2 separate regions of the Homo sapiens genome follow, and region 1 is linked to region 2. A link is a loop called in an ENCODE intact Hi-C map of the cell type or tissue named here. Cell type or tissue: PC-3. All regions are shown on one strand. Each heading gives the region's core, and the rest is flanking DNA. Links, peaks and the distances in the headings are about the cores only.

Region 1 (8,338 bases), core at 201-8,200, 80 kb before region 2:
CTCCACCTCCTGGGTTCAAGCGATTCTCATGCCTCAGCCTCCCAAGTAGCTGGGATTACAGGAGCACGCCACCACACCTGGATTGGTTTGTATTTTTAGCAGAGACAGGGTTTCACCATATTGGCCAGGGTGGTCTTGAACTTTGGGCCTCATGTGATCTGCAGGCCTCGGCCTCCCAAAGTGCTGGGATTACAGGTGTGAGCCACAATACATCCGGCCTATGTATTGTAATCTTTCAACTAACAATTTAAAAAATTGAAACAAACAGATATAGCTAAAAAGCCAGCAGAAGAGAGAAAACAGAAGACTAAAAAATAATCACACTAAAGAAAGAATCAAGAAAAAAAGAAACAGAGACAGAAAACAGATAGCAACAGGGTACACTTAAATCTAGTCATTTCAACCATTACATTAAATATAAAAGGGCCCAGCCTTCATAGCTCACGCGTGTAACCCCAGCACTCTGGGAGCTGAGGTGGGAAGATGACTTGAGACCAGGAGTTTGAGACCAGCCCTGGCAACATAGTGAGATCCTGTGTCTGCAAAAAAAAAATTTAAATAATAAAAAATTAGCCAGGCACAGTGCCATATCCCTGCGTTCCTAGCTACTCAGGAGGCTGAGGTGAGAGGATCCTTTGACTCTAGGAGTTCAAAGTTGCAATGAGCTATGATCATGCCACTGCAGCCCAGCCTGTGTGACCGAGCCAGACCCTGTTTCTAATACATAAATATAGAAGGACTGGATATCTCAATTTCAAAGTTCAGATTTTCAGATGAGATTAAACAGTAAATAAATAAACAAGACCCAACACTATGCTGCTCACAAGAACCACATTTTAGATACAGACACAACATTTAGGCAAAAGTATAGATGTAAATGTGCCATGCAAATACTAATCCTAAAAGAGTTGGTGTGCCCATATTAATATTAGATAAAGTCTTCAGAACAGGAGTACTGCCAAAGATAAAGGTGTCGAGTCATAATCAAAATAGGCCAGTTCATAAAATTAACAATCTTAAATGGGTGAACCTAGTGAAACTTCAAAATGTGTGAAACAGACATCAACAGAGTAAAGGTGACGATCATCAGATCTGCTTTTCAAGTGTATGTGGAACATTAATCAAGATAGATTAAATACTGGACCATAAAATAATTCTCAATAAATATAAAAGGATTTAAATCATAAATCAAAATTTTGCTCAGAGTTTGTACTCTGAGCAAAATAGGACTACATTAAGTCAATAACAAAAATATATTCAGAAAAACCTTAATATTTGGCAATTGAGCAAATAACTTTTAAATAAAAATGGATATAGGAATAATTCTCAGATCTATATTTAAATTTTTAAATTGTGTTAAAATTTTAAATTTAAGTATATAATTCAGCAGCATTAAGTACATTCCCAGTTTTGTATAACCAGCATCTTCATTTCTATCACAAACAGAAATAAAGTACCCATTAAACAATAACTCAGCCTTGCTCCCTCTCCCCAGTCTCTGGGAAACACTAATCTTCATTCTATTTTCACAAATTTGCCTATTCTAGATATTTCATATCAGTGGAATAATAGAACATCTGTCCTTTCGTGTCTGGCTTACTTCACTCAGCATCATGTTTCCAAGTTTCACCCATGTTGCATGTATCAGAACTTCATCCTCTTTAATGGCTGAATAATATTCTATTATTTATGTATCATATTTTGTGTATCCATTCATTTGTTGATGGACACGGGTTGTCTCTGCCTTTTGGCTATAACAAATAATGCTGCAATTAACTTCGGTGTAAAAATATCTGTTCCAGACCCTGCTGCCAATTTTTTGTGTGTGAATAATGCCTAGGAGTGGAATTTCTGGTTCTCCGTGTGATTCTGTGAGGAACCACCAAATTGTTTTCCACAGCAAGTGCATCATTTTCTATTCCTAGCAGCCAGTTCACGAGGGCTCCAATTTCTCCACCTCCTTAGCAACATTTATTTTCTGTGTCGTTGTTATGAAAGCCTTACTAGTGGATGCAAAGTGGCATCTCATTTTGGTTTTGTCTTGCATTTTATTAATGAATAACAAATAATCGCTTTTGATTACTAATTCAGTCTCCTAGGTTATAGGTCTATTCAGATTTTCTCTTTTTTCTGGAGCCACTTTGGTAGTTTATGTCTTTCTAGTGATTTGTCCATTTCATCCAGGGCACCTAATTTGTTGTTGGACAGTTGTTCACAGTATACTCCTGTAATCCTTTTGTATTTCTGTAAAGTTGGTAGTAATGGCTCTGCTTTCATTTATTATTTTAATAATTAGTCTTCCATCTTTTGCTCAGTCAATATAGTGAAAGGCTTGATCTTTCAAAGAATCTATGTTTATTTATTCTACTGCTCTCCAACCTTTTATTTTATTGATTTATGCTCTAATTATGCTCTTTATTATTTCTTTCCTTCTGCTAGCTTTGGATTTAGTCTTTTTTTGTTTTCTTCCACTGCCTTTAGGTATAGAGTGCGGATATTGATTTGAGATTTTTTCTTAAAATGTAGTTGTTTATATCCATACATTTTCCTTTGAACTCTACTTTCACTGCATTCAATAAGTTTTGGTATGTTTTGTTTTTATTTTAATTTGTCTCAAGATATTTTATAATTTTGCTTGTAATTTATTTTTTCACTCACTGGTAGTTGAAGACTGTATTGTTTAATTTCCACATTTTCATGAATTTTCCAGTTTTCACTTATTTATCTGTTGTTTCTTCCATTGTGGTTGTAAATTATATTTTGTATGATTTCAAACTTTTAAAAATGATTAGGACATATTTTGTGGATGAAGATATGGCCTATCCTAGAGAAAGTTCCACATAACTTGAAAAGAATGTATATTCTGCTGTTGTTGGGATGGACTGTTCTGTATATGTGTATTAGCTCTCAGTGGCTTCTACTGTTGTTTAAGTCTTGTATTTCTCATGAAGCTTCTGTCTGGTTTTTCTATCCATTAATTAAAATGAGGTATTGAAGTGTCCAACTGTGACTATAGAACTGTGGGTTTATCCTTTCAATCCTGTTAATTATTTCAGCTTTACTGAGGTGTAATAGAGAAATAAAAATTGTACATGTGATGCGTTTATATGCACATTCTGAAATGATTACCAAAATGAAGTCAATGAACATGTTAATTACCTCACAGAATAGTTACCTTTTCGTGTGCATGCGTGGGATAAGAAAACTTAACTCTATCCCCTGTGACTGCAGAGTGGCCATTTCAGCTGCTCCAGGCTCAGGCAGAGGAAGACCAGGGCAGGTGGCACCACCAGGGGGGCCCTCAGGCCTGGCGCGCACGCATTCCAGAGGCCACCCAGACCATGCTCCGCTGCCTGGGCGCCCAAGCTGCAGTCGCCCTCTGTGTGCAGGCAGCAGCCTCTAGGCAACTCCTGGGCCCGCCCGCACTCCCCACATCTCGGAAGCAGGGCCAGATGTCCCTGTGGCTGCGGCCGAGCCAGGCGGTCTGCCCTGCAGCAGCTGCACGGGGGCGGGAACCGGCCCTCAGCCCCATCCCCGGTGGCTGCAGAGGGCCCCTGGCTAGAGGTCTCGAGCTCTGGCAGAGGAGGAGCCGGGAGGGGGCAGGGTCTGGCGGGCTCTCAGGCCAGGGGCACCCGCGATCCAGAGGCCGCCCAGGCCATGCTCCACCACCTGGGCGCCCAGCTACAGGCGCCGGGCAACTCCCAAGCTGGCTGGCGCGCCCAGCCTCGCAGAACCGGGGCTAGATGTCGCCGTGGCTGCGGCCAAGCCAGGCGGTCTGCCCGGCGGCGGCTGCACCGGGGCAGGAACCGACCCTCAGCCCCATCCCCGCGGACGGTCCCTGGAGCGGCCCCGATCTCTCTTCGGAGAAGAGGGGCGGGAGTCACGGCCAGGCGGGAAGGGATGCGCGCCTGAGATTCCGGAACGTCCCGCGCCAGCCCAGGAGAACCCGCAAGCCAGCGGCGCCTGAGCCCGAGCTGCAGTCACCCTCTGCGGGCCACGCGAGCTCGAGGGCGCCTTCCGGAGTCCGGGCTGGCGCTGAGCTGTAGGCGCGCGCCTAACCGCTTTACTGGGCTCACTCTATCGAGAGGTCGGAGGCTGCGAGTGTCGCTGCTGAAGGCTGTAGTGGACCGGGCTGGATCGCGGATTCTGAGCTACATCGCGGGTTTGGGGGTGCATCTTGGATTTAGGGGTGGATCGCTGGGTGGGGAGGGGGATCTCGAATTTGGAGCTGGGTGGGGGTGGAAAGGCCACGAGGAGCCGCGGCGTCTCAGGAGCGGGTGGTGGGCATCTGAGAAGTCGCCACCATGAGGAAGCTCCTCAGTTTTGGGAGACGCCTGGGCCAGGCGCTCCTGAGCTCCATGGACCAAGAGTATGCGGGTCGGGGGTACCACATTCGGGACTGGGAACTGCGGAAGATCCACAGGGCGGCCATCAAGGGCGACGCCGCAGAGGTGGAGCACTGCCTGACGCGCAGGTTCCGGGACTTGGACGTCCGCGACAGAAAAGACAGGTAGCGGGGGCTCAGCCCTCGGTGGGAGGGGGCCCCCAGGCCCGGTTTCCCCGCACCGCCTGAGGCGGGGTCGTCGGAGTTCGCCGGGACCCTGGGAGCCGCGGAGCCAAATGGAGCCTCAGCTGCTTTCCATCGCTGGGAATTTCCCGCCTGTAGCGCTTGGTGGATAATTGGAGTGATTTAACTCACAAAGTTAAGCATATCTACGTTTAAAACATGGAGCCATATACATGATAGGGAGGTGCCTAATGAGAACTCATTCCCATGTCAAAAATACCATGAGCCATTTTCAGTAGGCGAAGAGTTCTCAGATAAAACCCTGTGTCGGTTTTACATCCAAATCCACCTAGGTAGATAGGTTCTTTACTGGGGCTTCTTAGAGGGACACTTGGAAGTGGGAGGTGGGTTCCTTGAATGAGAAGACTCAGTTTTCTCAAAATGTGAGCTCTTAATATGTTTATCAGTTTTACATAAACCGAATGAAAATATCAAGGTTTTATCATTTTTGCATGACACTTGCTGTCTGTCTTACCATTGTGATGACATTTTAAAATGTTTATGATGGAGTGAAAAACGACTTGCTCCTCTAGATATCAAAACGTGCTATTAATTCCCACAATTAATTATTTACTAACAGCTACAAACACATATAAATAAATGGAACAGAATAGGAAATCCAAAAACACTGAAATATATGTAAGATATATACATAGGGATTGATAATGGTAACATTTCAGATGAGTAGGAAAGGACGAGTTATTAATAAAATGCCTGCTGTGTGAAGAAAACTAATGAAATTTTATGTCACAAAAATGAGTTCCTGATGGAATACAGACTGAAATTTTTACATATGCAAAATTAGAAAAATACCAGAAGAAAACACAAAGACTTATTTATACAGGTACATTTTACGTTAACAGTGGCCTTCCTAAGAATGACCTCACAAGCAGGCATTCTGAAGGTTGATTTAGCAAACTAAAATTAAAATCCCCTGTGTATCAGAAAAAAATTAACAAAAGATAACACACTTGAAAAATATTTACTATATATATTTTTACTAATATATAAAAATATATATTCAGATGAAAAGTGTATCTTCATCCTACAGGGAATTTATTCTTTATTAAATATAATATATATATTACTGATTATATGTATAACAAATTGTATATATTAGTAACATAATGTTATATATATCAGTTATACATATATACAGATAAAAAGCACATCTTTATTTTACAGGGAATTCTTTCCAATCAAATCCACAAGAAAAGAACTCTAACAGTGAGCAAAGTACTTTTTGCAGATCCACAAGTTACTTATTTACATAGGAAAAAATCCTTAGTGTTTCTCCTAAGAGAATTTAAGTTAAAAGAGGAATGAGACTGTTTTCTATCCACAGTGTTTGTGAGAATAAAGAGCAGTGGCACTTACACTGCTGCTTGAAGTGTAAGTTGCTGATGACTTTTCAAGTGGATAATTTGGAGATAATTACCACATTTTAAAAATGTATATGCCCTTTACCCATCAACTCCATTGTATTAAAATACCTTCAGAAAATACAGATACATGCACTTTTTTTCCCCAGCATTTATGTTAACAAGAACCCATAGAATGGGTATGTGGCCATTGAAGGTGGCAATAGGTGGAGAAGTATGTTGATATGTGAAGATGCATTTTGTTACAGCCAGTGAGGAAAAACAAATCAGTTTGCTTGCACATACACACAAACATACTATGGTCTTGTGTTAGGCAAAACTATGCACAAAATAGGATAAAATTTGTAACTTCTGAGCATTTGTATTTTAAAGTTTTTTGTTCCTTTTTCTTACCTTTGATTTCTGAAGTGAGCATTTATAAAATTTCTAGTAAAAATTTATTATTAATGGAATAAATTTTGGGAAGAGAGAAATGTGAATCTTGTACAGATAAAAATAATTTCTCACTATTTTTTATCATTATTGTGAGGGTTGTTATCTTGTTTGAACTTTTAGCTTCTTCAGAAGTAAAAAGGGAATCTTTTTATCTGTGCTTGCAGATTTTATGTATATACTTTATTATGTATATATGTTTTTCTTATGTATAGATTCATTACATATAGGCAAACTGATAGATTAATCATTTCATTATAGTTGTCTTATCAAAATAACAAATAGCAAATATTATTACTATCACAAAAATATTGGTTTATAGAAGTTGTATTTAAAAATTTTGAGCTCCCCAACTGTATTCTATCAATCCATTTATTCATCAAACATAACCTGAATATGTTATGTAGCAGACATTTTGCACTATCTCTCAGGATGCTTCCATACTTAAAAACTTTATGTTTACCTGTTCTGCCTGAGCAAGATGAGAGATTTAAAATGGGAATAGTAGGACTTAATCTCATTGAAGCTTTTTCTCCCACCTTTCAAGCAAAAGCATTTCTGAAGGTAGAAAACAATAAGAGATAACCTTTAACTGCCCTTTTGAAAATTTATCAGTCTTAAATACTAATATTAATCATTGGAAAGTCTGATTTGCATATATTCTGTAAATCTTAAGTGTTGACTAAAATGAGCCATACCTATTCATCTCAATCATGAGTTTCCTTTAGCTTCATGTTTCTTTTTTTGTTTGTTTGTTTGTTTGTTTTCTTTTTGCGACAGAGTCTCACTCTGTCGCCTAGGCTGGAGTGCAGTGGCGTGATCTCAGCTCACTGCAACCTCTGCTGCCAAGGTTCAAGCGATTATCCTGCCTCAGCCTCCCGAGTAGCTGGGATTACAGGTGCCTGCCACCACGCCCAGCTAATTTTTGTAGTTTTAGTAGAGACAGAGTTTCACCATGTTGGTCAGGCTGGTCTTGAACTCCTGACCTAGAGATCCACCCGCCTTGGCCTCCCAAAATGCTGGGATTACAGGCGTGAGCCACCGCGCCCGGCCAGCTGCATGTTTTTAAAAATCAAAGTAAGAAGTAATTTGTTTAAAAAATATGTTGTTATTTCAGTGCTCTTTCCCCATGGTACTTTTAGGAATTAAAATGTATTTAAGTGTCAGTTAGATGCCTAGAACGGCCCTAGACCTGCTGTGTATACAGTATTCTACTTAATGTAAGGCCTCATGGATTGTGTGATATCCTACTATTTTCTACATTAATGAGATGATTTTTAAATGCTACCAATTATAGTTATAAAAAATTATGAATTGTAAATACCGCTCCAATATGAGATATGCTAAAATGTGACCTAATCTTTAAATCATCCTGCAAAATAGCAATAATTGTATCATTTTACTTAATTAAAATGTTTTTGTTAAATAGTAGTAATATAATTATAACGTCTGGCTGGGTGCGTGGCTCACACCTGTCATTCTAGAACTTTGGAAGGCTGAGGTGGGAAGTTCCCATGATGCTAGGAGTTTGAGACCAGCCTGGGCAACAAGGTGACATTCCTACTCTACAAAAAAAATTTAAAAATTAGCTGATCATGCTGGTGCACTCCTGTGGTCCCAGCTATTCAGGAGGCTGGGGCAGGAGGTTTGTTTGAGCCTACAAGTGCCAGGCTGCAGTGAGGCATAAATACACCATTGCACTCCAGCCTGGGCAAGAGAGCAAGACCCTGTCTCAACAAACAAAAGTCTAACAGTTATTGAGTTGTTGCTTGTTCTGGAAACAGTTCTAAATGCTTTATGAAGATTTTCATTTAAGCATCACAGTGGTGTCCTGTGAGCTAGCTGCTGTTGTCATCTTTATTAATGAGGAAATTCAGGCACAGAAAGGCTAAGCAATAGCTGGTAGGTGACCGAGTTCAAAGTAGAACTCAAGCCCTAGTTAAGCTGAATCCAAACA
Region 2 (8,338 bases), core at 8-8,007:
CAGATCGCCCCCCCTCTCCCTCTCCCTCTCCCTCTCCCTCTCCCTCTCCCTCTCCTCCCTCTCCCTCTCCCTCTCCCTCTCCCCATGGTCTCCCTCTCCCTCTCTTTCCACGGTCTCCCTCTGATGCCGAGCCAAAGCTGGACTGTACTGCCGCCATCTCGGCTCACTGCAACCTCCCTGCCTGATTCTCCTGCCTCAGCCTGCCGAGTGCCTGCGATTGCAGGCGCGCGCCGCCACGCCTGACTGGTTTTCCTATTTTTTTGGTGGAGACGGGGTTTCGCTGTGTTGGCCGGGCTGGTCTCCAGCTCCTAACCGCGAGTGATCCACCAGCCTCGGCCTCCCAAGGTGCTGGGATTGCAGACGGAGTCTCGTTCACTCAGTGCTCAATGGTGCCCAGGCTGGAGTGCAGTGGCGTGATCTCGGCTCGCTACAACCTCCACCTCCCAGCCGCCTGCCTTGGCCTCCCAAAGTGCTGAGATTGCAGCCTCTGCCCGGCCGCCACCCCATCTGGGAAGTGAGGAGCGTCTCTGCCTGGCCGCCCATCGTCTGGGATGTGAGGAGCCCCTCTGCCTGGCTGCCCAGTCTGGAAAGTGAGGAGCATCTCTGCCCGGCCGCCATCCCATCTAGGAAGTGAGGAGTGCCTCTACCCGGCCGCCATCCCATCTAGGAAGTGAGGAGCGTCTCTGCCCGGCCGCCCATCGTCTGAGATGTGGGGAGCACCTCTGCCCCACCGCCCCGTCTGGGATGTGAGGAGCGCCTCTGCCCGGCCGTGACCCCATCCGGGAGGTGAGGAGCGTCTCTGCCCGGCCGCCCCGTCTGAGAAGTGAGGAGACCCTCGGCCTGGCAGCCGCCCCGTCTGAGAAGTGAGGAGCGTCACCGCCTGGCAGCCACCTCGTCTGGGAAGTGAGGAGCCCCTCCGCCCGGCAGCCACCCCGTCCGAGAGGGAGGTGGGAGTCAGCCCCCGGCAGGCCAGCCGCCCCATCCGGGAGGGAGTGGGGGGCCAGCCCCCCGCCCGGCCAGCCGCCCCGTCCGGGAGGTGAGGGGCGCCTCTGCCCGGCCGCCCCTACTGGGAAGTGAGGAGCCCCTCTGCCCGGCCACCACCCCGTCTGGGAGGTGTACCCAACAGCTCATTGAGAACGGGCCATGATGACAATGGCGGTTTTGTGGAATAGAAAAGGGGGAAAGGTGTGGAAAAGATTGAGAAATCGGATGGTTGCTGTGTCTGTGTAGAAAGAAGTAGACATGGGAGACTTTTCATTTTGTTCTGTACTAAGAAAAATTCTTCTGCCTTGGGATCCTGTTGATCTATGACCTTACCCCCAACCCTGAGCTCTCTGAAACATGTGCTGTGTCCACTCAGGGTTAAATGGATTAAGGGCGGTGCAAGATGTGCTTTGTTAAACAGATGCTTGAAGGCAGCATGCTCATTAAGAGTCATCACCACTCCCTACTCTTAAGTACCCAGGGACACAAACACTGCGGAAGGCCGCAGGGTCCTCTGCCTAGGAAAACCAGAGACCTTTGTTCACTTGTTTATCTGCTGACCTTCCCTCCACTATTGTCCTATGACCCTGCCAAATCCCCCTCTGCGAGAAACACCCAAGAATGATCAATAAAAAATAAAAAAAAAGTCAGATTGGATGCACAGAAAAATGGCCCAAATTGTTTAATGACTAGAAGAAATATAGGAGCAGCAAGAATGTGATGTGAAGAGGGGAGGGCCTCCATGACCGGTGTCTGCAGAGCCAGGGGTACAGGCACCCAGTGTTGTGGCCTGGCACCACTGGCCTCTCAGAGGGTGGGTAGCACACTGTCCTTACCCGGAGGACAGCAGGCCTGATCACCAGCTTTTCTACCTGTCCCTGTAAGCATCACGTTGCTAGAAGAAAATCTCATGCCAGAGCTTGGACCATCCCTAGCTCAGAGGTTAGGGGTTGTCTCTTGGTGACCTACATGAAAAAATAGGTCCAGATCAGAGTTCCTGATGCAGAGCACTCATCCACTCTTTCAATCGTTGGAGGAGAGGCCTGGTTTTAGGTAAACCTAACCTCTTTGAGGAACCACAGAGCCCAAGACTGGAAACCTTCAGAATCTGCTGGCCCCCAACCCTCCCTGGGGACCCCTGTGGCCTGTCTCACCAGAGCACTCTTCTGTCTGTAGATGTCTCAGCGGCTCTACAAGGGAGTCCCATTTCAGGTGTGGGGCTGGGCATGGTCACTCCTGCTGGATGTCTAGAAGATGGAAACTAAGGACCTAGGAAAATGCCAGATACAGCCTTTCCACCCTCATCCAGAGCAGGACAAACAGGCCAGGTGGTGTCAGGAGCCCAGGTCTCCAGCTGGAGGGAACGTCAACCCTGCAGTGGGAGCAGGGGCCCATCGCACATCCTAGGCACAGATGCTAATGTAGGCACTGCAGGTAAGCTGGGCTTGGTACCCTTCCCTGGCTTCAGAAAGAAGCCAACAAGGAGCGTTTTGCAGAATGAAACCTCTTTTCCATCCAGAAGCACTGCTGACTGTAGGTGGTTGCCGTTTGTGGCAGTGAGCATTTTGTCCATTCTGAGGTTGGATTGGTTTCTTCTTTTGGCCTTGCCCTGCCCTACAGACCATAAAGGAGAACAGCAAGAGGCCCCCAGCAAACATCCACAGATGGCCCTGGACATCAGCCACATTCTGAGAAACATGTCATGTTCTGGGAGGGCTAAGGCATCAAGTTAGGCCTACGGGGCTGGATGATCCCAGGCAACGTGGGGCAATCCAGAGCCATGGGGGCTTTCCATGGGAATTGGGAGGTCCCAAGGCAGAGTCAGAGGTTCCACAGGAGGAGTCACAGAGTCACCAAGGGCTCTCCTGGCCCAGGGAGCAGTCAACACCATGGACTGAACACCTGCTGGGCTCCAAGCCCTGGGCCAGGCTGCCCATGTGGGGCCAGGAGGCAGCTCAGAGTGGGAGGCAGAGAAGTGTGCTCAGAGGGCACCTGTATCTGGATGTAATGTGGTCCTGAGACTGGCTGGGAAGTGCTTCCAGGGTATCATATGTGTTATGCAGTTACTTCCTCTCCCCAGCCTTACCCTGTAGGAATTCTAGTGACTATGTTGCCACCATCTTGGAGCTCCATGCCCTCATAGTGTAATGGCACCAGCAGATCTGCCTGTGCATGGACTTCCTGTACTACCTCACTCCTGAGGGGAGATGTTTCTGCAGGGCCTATGACCTGGTGCACAACTTTAGACACCATCATCCTGGAGCAGCACTGCACCCTCACTAGCCAGAGTGTTGACATCCTCAAGGCCAGGGCCACATTCAAGACTTTGGACTTCATTGATGCACTTGTGCTGAGCAAGGTGGGCATCTCTGGTATCTTAATTCAGGAGGCAGAATACAGCTTGAGATCAGGTGTCTGATCAAAGAACTTGAACTTGATCTGGAGGGCTCTGGGGAGCCATGGAAGGTTCTGGATAAAGGAGGGTCAGTCAGCCACGTTTTAGAAATGACTGTGGAAGTCTTCCTGGAAGGAGTGAACAAGAGCCAGGAGACCAGGGAGGGAGCTTGTGGGGCAGGTCTGGAGATGGCAAGGGAGGGATCCTGCTTGGATGAAAAGTCTTCAGGGACCATCTCAGGTTACACTCAGGTGCCCTCTGAGTTAGTGTGTTCTAAGTAAGGGGTTTTAAGCCTCCTATTGTGGCTTATCCCTGACAGTGTCAGCACCAGCTCCCCTAACCCCACAGCTCAGGGTCCACTTTGCTTCTGTATCCTGCATGTTCCCCTTTCCTGCTGAAAAGCAGATTCCCCAATGAGCAGCAGAATCCTGTTTCTCCCTGCAGGCCCCTCTGCTCCATATGAGTGGTGTTTTGTGGGATTCCTCCCTTGGTTTTGGATGAGAACACCCTTTCCCGTTCCACAGGGATTGTTTCTGTGGACCTTACCCCAGGTTTTCCCCTGGTCGGGCACCGGGCAGGTGGGGGTGGTGGGACCAACTCTTTAGAACCAGCAATGTCAAACAGATCCCACTCAGGGGAAGTTCATGCTAAGTGTCATGGGTCCTATGGAATTTTCTGAAGCTTTCCTTTTCTCCCCCACCTTCAACCAGCTTATCTGATCTCCTGGGATCTCTACTAGGATGCTGGCAGCCCAGCCAGCTGGTCTGGCCCTGGACGTGCCTTCAGGTGCTGGTTATGCTTTATGACCTGTGTTGTGGTGAGTGATAAGCAGCACCTGCTTCTAGCTTCACTTTTGGGCCAGATTTCATCCCCACCGTGGTTCTTCATTGCAGCTGCTTTCTGCTCCCTCTATGGACCCTGCATGGAATTGCCCCATGTTTCTGTTTGGGCACCACTGAGGAAGGAAGCATGAAGGATGCACAGGTCAGGCCATTCTGTTGCCCACCTCGTGCTGGGTCTTTACTCCTGGGATGGCTTCAGGGGCAGCTCCTTTTCCATGCCTCCCCCCACCCCACATCTCTCAGGTTGCTGCTCACAGGTCACCTCTTGGAGGGGTCTCTCCCTGTGACTGTGTTTGGAACAGCTCCCTCAGTTTCTTTCTAGCTCATCTCACTCTGGTAATGTCTTTCATTACCACCACCATCTGACCTAGTCTTATGACCTGTTAGCTTCCTTCATCAGACATGAGCACCAGGATGGCAGGGGCCTCATCTGTCTTGTTCCTCCTGTGGCCTGGGTCCTAGCACCATGTCTGGTACAGTGTAGATGCTCAAGGGAAGTTTACTGTTGAAGAACTGTCTACCTGGGAGAGGTTACTGTTAGTCTAAGCTGCACTATTTGGTAAACCCCTTGATGTTTTGCAGATCCTGGTCAGAGTAAAACATTCCATGGGAACTCGGGCTGTGAGAAACATCCTAACCACCTGACTGCAGAAACATCCTTATCACATCCTGCTGGGCAAGGGCCCAACAGCCTGACTTCAGGAACATCCTTATCATCTTCTACTGAGCAGCAAGCTATACTGTCCAGAGCCCTCCCTCCCAGCCCCATGATTACCCCAGCCTGTAAGTGGCAGTGGGCGCTGACACTAAGCTGGTTTCCCCCTCCGCAGGGTTTTGCTAGTAATAAACCTGTGTTGCTGTTGAAGCGGCCAATCTCTGTGTGTGTGTGTGTGTGTGTGTGTGTGTGTGTGTGTGTGTGTGTGTCTGTGTGTCTGTGTGTGTGTGTGTGTGTCTTTAACTCTTGCCTTGCCTTCAAATCCTTACAATAACTCCACTTCTCCATTTCACCATGGAGGATACGGGACTCAAGGAGAGCAAGTAACTTACCCAGAATTACACAGCCAGTGAGTCACAGAGTCTGAACTTGAACTCAGTTCAGCTGAATCCAGAACTCTCATCTTCCTGAGAGTGCAGGAAAGGAAAGGTGGATATGCAGCTGGTGAGCAGCCCACATGCTTTTTCTAGGAGACCCCAAGGTGGGCTCCTGGGAATTGTGTCTTCATGGTCACAAAAGGACTGCTCACCTGCGCTGTGCATCAGCTAAGTGTCCCCATTGTCCCAAATCTGCATTTCTTTTTATTCTTTTATTTATTTTATTTTGAGATAATGTCTCACTCTGTTCCCCAGGCTGGAGTGCAGTGGTGTGATCTCAGCTCACTGCAACCTCCACCACCTGGATTCAAGCTATTCTCCTGCCTCGGCCCCTGAGTAGCCGGGACTACAGATGTATGCCCAGCTAATTTTTGTACTTTAAGTAGAGATGGACTTTCACCATGTTGGCCAGGCTAGTCTTGAACTCCTGACCTCAAATGATCCACCCACCTCAGGCTCCCAAAGTGCTGGGATTGCAGGCATGAGCCACTGTGCCAAGCCTCAAATCCTCACTTCTTTTCAAAGATTTTTTTTTTTTGAGATGAAGTCTCACTGTTGTCACCCCGACTGGAGTGCAATGGTGCGATCTCGGCTCACTGCAACCTCCACCCTCTGGGTTCAAGCAATAGTAGGACATCCTAGTATTTGTGACAATGTGGATGAACGTGGAAGTCATGCTAAGTGAAATAAATAAGCCACACAGAGAGATAAATATTACATGGTCTCACTTATACATGGGATCTGAAAAAGTCGAACTCATGGAAACCAAAAGTAGAAGAGTGGTTACCAGCAGTCAGGGGGTGAGGAAAATGGAGAGATATTGGTTCAAGGGTACAAATTTTTAAATATAAAATGAGTAACTTTCTGGAAACCTAATGTAGAACATAGAGACTCTAGTTAATAATAATGTATTGTGTACTTGAAATATACTAAGAGAGTAGATCTTAAATATTTTCACCACAAAAAACTCAGGAGGCTGAGGCAGGAGAATTGCATGAACCTGGGAAGCAGAGGTTGCAGTCAGCCAAGATTGTGCCACTGCACTCCCAGCCTGTGTGACAGAGTGAGACTCCGTCTCAAAAAAAAAATGCTATGTATGTTAATGGGAATGTTAATTAGCTGGGTTGTGGTAATCATTTCACAATGTATACACATATCAAAATATATTGTACACCTTAAAGACATAATTTTTACTTGTCAATTATATCTCAATGAAGCTAGCCAAAAAAAAAAAAAAAAAAAAAATGCATCCCAGCCTTGGGCAGTGGTAGACAGTGGATTCAATGGTTAATAGGATGATACGGCTGGGAATGACTCTCAGAAACATGAGGACTTGGTTGGATGGCTAACCATCCCCAGTCAACCTCGTAAAGAGGAAGGCAAGAGGCCTGGAGCCAGACCCCAGAGTTAAAATCCCAATCCAAAGCAAAGTCTCATGGCAAAACATTGGTTGATATCATCTTTCTTTCTTTCTTTTTTTTTGAGACAGAGTCTCATTCTGTCACCCAGGCTGGAGTACAATGGCACCATCTCAGCTCACTGCAAGCTCCGCCTCCCGGGTTCACGCCATTCTCCTCCTGCCTCAGCCTCCGGAGTAGCTGGGACTACAGGCACCCACAACCATGCTCGGCTAATTTTTTGTATTTTTAGTAGAGATGGGATTTCACCGTATTAGCCAGGATGGTCTTGATCTCCTGACCTCATGATCCGCCTGCCTCGGCCTCCCTAAGTGCTGGGATTACAGGCATCAGCCACTGCGCCCGGCCGATATCATCTTTCTAGAGCCAACGACAAGAGCAGCACTTATTTCCTGTACCATGAATTTGTGGGATGATTCAGACCAAATTCCTCAGCCCTCTTCAGGACATTTTGGCTAACTGAGGTCTTCTTGTCATGTTGGAGAAAGGGAGCAAGATGGGGATTCTGCACAACTCAAGCCCCAACATGTGGGGACAGACTCAAGTAGATCACCACTGAGGCTTTTTGTGGTAATGTGGATACTGGGAAGCCTGAGGAAGGCTGTGGCCACAAACAGGCTCATTGAATTTACCCCTTGAAATCTGCACAGAACTTGGACAGCTCACTCCCCGATGAGCCACCACATTTATACCTGCAGCTATGACCTTTCTCTTGAGCCTCAGACCCTTATATCCTCCTGAGCACTGGTTATTTCTACTTTGATATTTAAAAGGCCCCTGAAAACTAACTCCTCTGAAACTGTTCATGTGGACAATTGACGTGTCAGAACCAAACCTTAGACTTCTCCAAACTTACTGTCCCTCAGTACCCCTTTGCTGTGAAAGCAACATCATCCTGACAGGTGTTCAGAATACAGCTTTGTGGTATTTCTTGACTTATTCCCTGGTTGTCTCTTCTCCATCCCATCAGCAAAGCCTCTATCCCTACCTTCAGGATGTGCCTGTGTCTTACCACTTCTTTGCCTTCATGTGTTCTTGGCACCATCACTTCTTGACAGGATGACTGTGGCTGCCTACTAACAATATTCCTTCTCCTGCCCTTGCACCCAGTCTGTGCTCCAGCCAGCACCAGAATAGCCTCCCAGGTCACTCCCCAGCTCAAAACCCCAATATATTTCCACTCATCAGAGTAGAAGCCAAATTATGCCCATCACCCATGAAGTCCAGGCTGAGCTGGCCACTGGTTATCTCTCTGATCTAACTCCAGAGCTGGGCCTTCGCTCACTCTGCTCCAGTATAAAAGGTCACCTTGCTGCTCCTTGAATGCACGAAGATGCATCTGCCCCAGGGCTTGGCATTTGCTCTTCCCTCTGCCTTGAATTGCTACCCCTGATACCCAAATGATGGTCTCTCTTCTGTTCCAATCTCTGCTGAAATGTCACCTTGTCAATAATGTCTTCCCAGATCACTTGTAGTGATCATCCATTAGGAACAGTGTTGACACCCACCCCCAAACCACCACCCCCTATTAACTTCCTGCCCCATTTCTCTTGCAGCCCTCATTATCATTCAGCATGCCAAATACCATCCTTATTTGTGTATTTCTC

The links. Peaks named below come from ENCODE experiments on the same cell type or tissue, not always from the same donor. Only the 100,000 strongest peaks of a DNase experiment are listed, where the experiment ranks them.
Region 1: it touches region 2 in a loop (31-fold over the local background); 3 of 110 quality-filtered maps call a loop at or near these places.

The regions. Positions count from the first base shown.
Region 1 is chr9:33,520,186-33,528,523 of GRCh38, forward strand. It overlaps ANKRD18B (ankyrin repeat domain 18B), which reads left to right and starts at 4,066. Exons shown (of 19, transcript NM_001393611.1): 1 at 4,066-4,510. The coding sequence starts at 4,305. RefSeq lists an enhancer at 3,433-3,482. In PC-3, for the core only: a CTCF peak has its summit at 3,297; a DNase peak (open chromatin) is centred at 3,346; H3K4me3 peaks cover 2,874 bases.
Region 2 is chr9:33,600,208-33,608,545 of GRCh38, forward strand. It overlaps the pseudogene CYP4F26P. Among named protein-coding and RNA genes, the nearest start is that of PTENP1-AS, 73 kb to the right of the region's middle. RefSeq lists an enhancer at 1-747. In PC-3, for the core only: a CTCF peak has its summit at 4,287; no DNase peak of the experiment used is centred there.